Linked DNA regions of Homo sapiens: region 1 is linked to region 2. A link is a contact called in ENCODE Hi-C or POLR2A ChIA-PET data. All regions are on one chromosome and are shown on one strand. Each heading gives the region's core, a stretch centred on a gene start or an enhancer-like site at or near the end of the contact. The rest is flanking DNA. Distances are from core to core; before and after follow the strand shown. Region 1 holds the start of ECE1-AS1 (ECE1 antisense RNA 1). Region 2 holds the start of OTUD3 (OTU deubiquitinase 3).

What was found. A loop is a pair of places that touch in the nucleus more often than their neighbours do. ChIA-PET counts read pairs that join two places held with the same protein, here RNA polymerase II (POLR2A). Pooled maps may share reads with other maps.
Region 1: a pooled map shows a loop between it and region 2 (10-fold over the local background). The contact joins the promoter of ECE1-AS1 here to the promoter of OTUD3 in region 2. A Hi-C loop is called at or near these places in 2 of 37 single-sample maps with no recorded cell type and 9 of 50 pooled maps. POLR2A ChIA-PET finds 5 or more read pairs at or near these places in 1 of 52 experiments (activated CD4-positive, alpha-beta T cell).

Annotation. Positions count from the first base shown.
Region 1 is chr1:21,291,939-21,294,638 of GRCh38, reverse strand. It overlaps ECE1-AS1 (ECE1 antisense RNA 1), which reads right to left and starts at 1,349. Exons shown (of 3, transcript NR_038404.1): 1 at 896-1,349; 2 at 429-705. It also overlaps a transcript of ECE1 not described here. RefSeq lists enhancers at 1-471, 1,313-1,402.
Region 2 is chr1:19,881,116-19,883,815 of GRCh38, reverse strand. OTUD3 (OTU deubiquitinase 3) reads right to left here and starts at 1,421. Exons shown (of 8, transcript NM_015207.2): 1 at 1,082-1,421. The coding sequence starts at 1,302. All of the region lies in intron 1 of LOC105376823 (a long non-coding RNA gene), which reads left to right. RefSeq lists a silencer at 878-1,217 and an enhancer at 1,588-1,637.

The DNA of each region.
Region 1 (2,700 bases), core at 100-2,599, 1.4 Mb before region 2:
GTGTTTATATTTCTCGTTTCTGCTCACCACAGGCCTTTGATTTACAAGGGTGGAGTTTCCAGAGCTGGGCACTGTTGCACCTTCATCTGGCTGTCATCACTTCCTCTGTGCAGCTGGGGCACCGGGGACTGAGGACGGGGCAGTCCACAGGGAGCTGTGGTTCCACCCCTTCACTCTTGGTTTCTGCCAGGCCCTCCTCTTGAACACTAGACCCAGATTCAACCCAGATTTCTCCTCCACGGCTGCACAGTGCCAGGAAGGGAACTGAGAAGACCAAAGTGGAGGTTCTTTACCTTCCCCAACACACTCGGGGCCAGGCGTGGCACCCACAACTGCAAATGAGACAATTAGGGAGAATAAGTGCTGGCTGCCCTGTCAGCCCAGAGCCTCAGTCTGCCCAGGGCACCCAGACTCTGTGAGGTTCCCACCTGAAGAAGCAGTTCCATCTTCCACAAGGAGCACAGGACCAAGAGTCCAGGACCCAGGTTCGAGGCCCAGCTCTACCACTTTCTCGCCGCGGGGCTCGGGTTCTCTGGAGGCAGCGTAATGGAGTCAGTGGGTTTGGCAAGGGGAAGATTCGCATTATGGCTCCCTCAGTCTCCAGGCAGGTGACTCAGGGCTGGGGGGAGGTCCTTTCTCCTCTCTGACCCTTGGTCATCTCATTTGTAAAGCGGAGGTGATGATTCTCATCTCAGGGACGAGGCACTGTGGGGTTAGGAGAGAATTTGTCAAGTGGCATGGTTGGTTTTTGGTCTGTCTAGGCCCCTCCCCCTCTCTGTAAGCTGGAAGCGGTACTTGTGAGGCTGAGGCTCTAGGTGGGTGTGGGGAGCCATTGGGGTAGTGAATGGAAGGCCCTGGGCGAAGGGCCCCAGGCAGCTGTTGAAATGTCACTCACCCACTGTGGACTTCCCACCAAGCAGAGCCCGCCAAGCCTTTCCCGTCTGAGGTGGGTTCAGTTTCACTACCGGGCTGAGGCAGGCATCTCAGGAAGGGGCCCTCGGCTTTTGTGTGCTGAAAAATAACCAGGCTCCATCTCTGCTGATTTCTGCTTGGGAGTTCCGTGAGCTTCCTGCATCATCTGTCCACAGACAGGCTGCCGCAGGGTGGACATCAGAGTCCCTGGGGTGGCTTCCGGCCTCCCTCCCTTGCCTCCCGCCTTTGCTCAAACATCTGTAGAGGCTCCAGCCCCAGACTAAGCCCTTAAGGAGACAGGGTCCCGTGAGACCCAGCCTCTGCCATCAGGGTTCTCCTGTCTAAAATGCTGTGTGCCTCAGTAAAAGGCAGCATGGGGTAGGGTGGCTGTGTGGGGACACAGAGCCAGGGACCAAATGCTGTCTGGGGTCCCTGGAGGGTGGTCAGGAGAGCTTGCCAGAAGGGGGAAATCTCTGAAATGAGACAGAAGGAGGAGGAGCCATCGCTTAACCACACCTGGGCGAGTTAACTTCCCCAAGCCTCAGTTTCATTCTCTGTAAAAGGAACCAGTGATACCTGCTTCTGAGGGAAGGGTGAGAAGCTTAAAAGAGATGGTATAAAAGAACTGACAAATCCCGTACACCAGCCGGGTGAATCCCTTACACCACCCACATGCCCCGGGGAGATGTTCTGTGAACTGAACTTCTTTTTCAAAAGTCTTTTCCTCTGGCAATCGACACCTGGTAACGTAGTGTAACCAAGTGTCCTGTTCTAGAAAAAGCCCAGCTGCAACCCAGCAGTAAGTGAAGCAGCCTCAGAGTCCCCTCTCTCTCTGGGATGGGTAATGGAAACTCCTCCACCCAGTGGGAGTGAGGCAGAAGTCTCCAGAATTCAGAGCTTTCCCATGCACCCTGCCTCCCCAGGGCCTGTGACCTTTAGATGTGTTCCCTGTTTCTGTAGGCATTATGAAGTTAGATGCAGGAGAGTTCTTGAGAACTTGAAGGCACTTCCCCTCTACTTGTCCCCCCTTTGATTTTAACAACCGTTTGTTGAGCACCTACTCTGTGCCGGGTGATGGAGAGTCTCTGTTGGACAGGCCAGACAAGGTCCCAGCCCCAGTAAAGCTGTGGATTCTGGAGAGGGACAGAGACAGTGATGATAAAGACATGGAAACAAAACAGTCTGCAACAAGTACTGTAAAGGAAAACAAACAGGATGCTGTAACAGAGAATTTGGGGGACTGCTTAGGGTTCCTGGGACATTTGAGGAGCTGGTAGGCTGAGATCTGAAGTTGGAGCTGACCATGGGAAGAGTAGAGAGGAGGAAAAAATGTTCCAGATAGAGACAACAGCAGCTACAAAGGTCTTGGGGGAAGAAGAAACTTGTAGAAACTGAGGAGTTGTGTGAGGAGGTTGGTGGGGGAGGGGGCGCTGGCAGCACAAGATGAGGGCCCAGAGTGGGCAGGGGCCATGGGGCCTGGTGAAGGGTTTGGATTTCATTCCAGGACAGTGGAGGGTTTTTAAGCAAGGGAGTGGTAATATCAGAATTTTTTTTTATTTTATTTATTTACTCAGACAAGATCTTGTTGTGTCGTCCACGCTGGAGTGCAGTGGTGCAATCACAGCTCACTGTAGCCGCCACCTCCTGGCTTCAAGCGATTCTCCCACCTAAGCCTCCCAAGTAGCTGGGACTACAGGCGCATACCACCACGTCCTGCTAATTAAAAATATATAATATATAAATATATATATATATATTTTCTTTTTGTAGAGATGGGGTCCGTGTTGC
Region 2 (2,700 bases), core at 172-2,671:
ACCTTATTCTGCAGTTAATATCTAAGGCAATTCCTGGCCGGGGGTGGTAGCTCATGCCTGTAATCTAGGCACTTTGGGAGGCCGAGGCAGGAGGATCGCTTGAAGCCAGGAGTTCGAGACCAGCCTGGGCAACACAGCAAAATCACCGTCTCTACAAAATAACAATAATAATGAACTAAGGCAATTCCTTATGGTCTTTAATTTCATTTTAGTCTTCCCTCTGCAGGATCTGAGCACTCAAATACGGGGAGGAAAAAAACAAAAGCCAGGCTGTTATTAACACTCTCTCTTCCAAAGTGACACAGCTGACAACCAGACCCCTTTTTACCTGCCCCTGCAATGGGGATCCTAACTGTTCTCCCCTCTTCCTGACCCTTTTCCTTCTTCCATCCATGTTCCTGGAGCCATATCCCCTTTCTTGAAGCTAATTTTCTTCCTCCTCCCCACTCTCCCCCTCCGCGTTCCCTAAAGAAAGCTGGACCTGGATCCAGTCTAAGTCCCAAGAAAGCTTGGGGAAGCACCTTTGCTTACAGAGAAACTGAGGCCCATGGAAGGAAGAATTAGAGAAGCTGCCTTCAGCTCAGTAAACAGGCGACCTAATTTCACAAATGTAAATGGGGGCACCACCCAAAAACCAAGGACTCAAAGGAGGCAAAGCGTTCTACCAAGTGGGGCTTACTCAAACTCCTTCAACTGGTCTTATCGTCATGATAACTGTTTTTCCAATGCCTGGCTCCATCTCATTCCTTCAGAACTCAGCTTAAATGTCACCTTTGAGAGAGCCCTTCCTGGCCACAATCCAGTGGCCCTGCTCCCATATACGGTCTCAGCACCCACTTTCTATTTCGCTCGCGGCGTCTGCCATGATTAGGACCCTTTGGGATCCCCGCGAGCGTCTCGGGGCGAGGGGCTTGTCCGCCTCACTCGCAGCTGGACGCCCTGCACTCGGAGCGTGGCTGGCTCGCGGGAGGCGCCCGGGCCGCCCGAATGAATGGATGGATGGACGCGAGCGGGCAACGGTCGCCAGGCCGAGCCCGGCGCGTCCCCCGGCGCCGCCTCCCTCGCTCCCGGCCCGCCTCACCCGTCCCCCGGCACCTCCCGCAGCTTCAGCCCCAGGGCCTGCAGCTGGTTGGCGAAGCTGACGAACTCCTCCTCGCAGCCGCCGCCGCCGCCAGACTCCGGCCGATTCCGCCGCTCCTTGGCCAGGGCCCGGCGCGCCGCCCGCTCGTCCCGCTTGCGCTCGGCCTCGGCTTTCCGGCTGCCGCTGCCCGGCCGGCTCTTCGCCGCCTGCTTTCGGGACATGGCCTTAGCCTGCAGTCCCCAGCGGCAGGAGGGAAAGGCGCAGGACCCCCCAGCGTCCGCCTCAAGCGTTGGGAAGGTAAAACAGCGCGGGCAACGGAGCCCGGCGACGACTACGCAGCAACCGCGCCTGCGCCGGCGCCCAGCACCCCGGTCACATGATGGAATCCCCGCCTCTTTTGCGGGGCTCGGCGAGCAGACGCCATAGAGAGCTGGAGGGGCACCCATCTTGGTTTGTTCTATTCCGCCCTCTAGTGGTGGATGGTACTCAACGTGAGTGGCAGGAGCGACCGGAGAGGGACCAGAGAGAACAAAGCAGGAACAAGTCAAGCAGAGAAATTAAAGATGATAGAAGAGTGGAACACAGAGCAGCGGCAAAAGTTAGGACCGGAGATGAATAAAAACGATTTAAACTCTTGCTGCGAGCCTACTACAGTTGGATAGGCACTTTCACACGGCTCATTCTTGTTTAATTATCCCCAAATTACAGGAAACTGAATCTGAGTGGTTAAATAATTTCAAGATCACACAGCTAAAAGGCAGAGCTTTGCCCTGGCTCCAAAGCCCGCATACTTGTTTATTTAATCCTGCCCTTCATCTCTCCGCCTTCCTTCGTAACTCAAGGGAGAGGTCGCCCTTCTGTCCAAGACCACTGGAAATCCTAATTCCATCCTAGAGCGACCCACCTAGGTTTGCCTGGACTAGAGGTTTTCTTGGGATGCAGGACTTTCCGTTTTAAAACTGAGACAGACCAGGCTGGGCGTGATGGCTCACACCTGTAATCCCAGCACTTTGGGAGGCCGAGGCGGGCTGACCACAAAGTCAGGAGATGGAGACCATCCTGGCTAACACTGTGAAACCCCGTCTCTACTAAAAATACAAAAATTAGCCGGGCGTGGTGGCGGGCGCCTGTAGTCCCAGCTACTCGGGAGGCTGAGGCAGGAGAATGGCATGAACCCGGGAAGCGGAGCTTGCAGTGAGCCGAGATTGCACCACTGCACTCCAGCCTGGGGGACAGAGCGAGACTCCATCTCAAAAAACAAACAAACAAAAAAACAAAAACAAAAACTGAGGCCAGGTGCAGTGGCCCACGCCTGTAATCCCAACACTTTGGGAAGCCGAGGCCAGGGGATCGCCTGAGGTCAGGAGTTCGAGACCAGCCTGGCCAGCTGGCCAAGATGGTGAAACCCCATCTATATTGCGTGAGGCTGAGGTTTGGAGTACAAATGAATCTGTCACCCAGGTAGTGAGCAAAGTACACAATACACAATAGGTAGTTTTTCAACCCTTTCCCCCAACTGCCTCCCGACTCTTGTATTCCCCAGAGTCTATTGTTCCCATCTTTGTGTCCATGTGTATCCAATGTTTAGCTCCCACTTATAAGAACGTGCAGTATTTGGT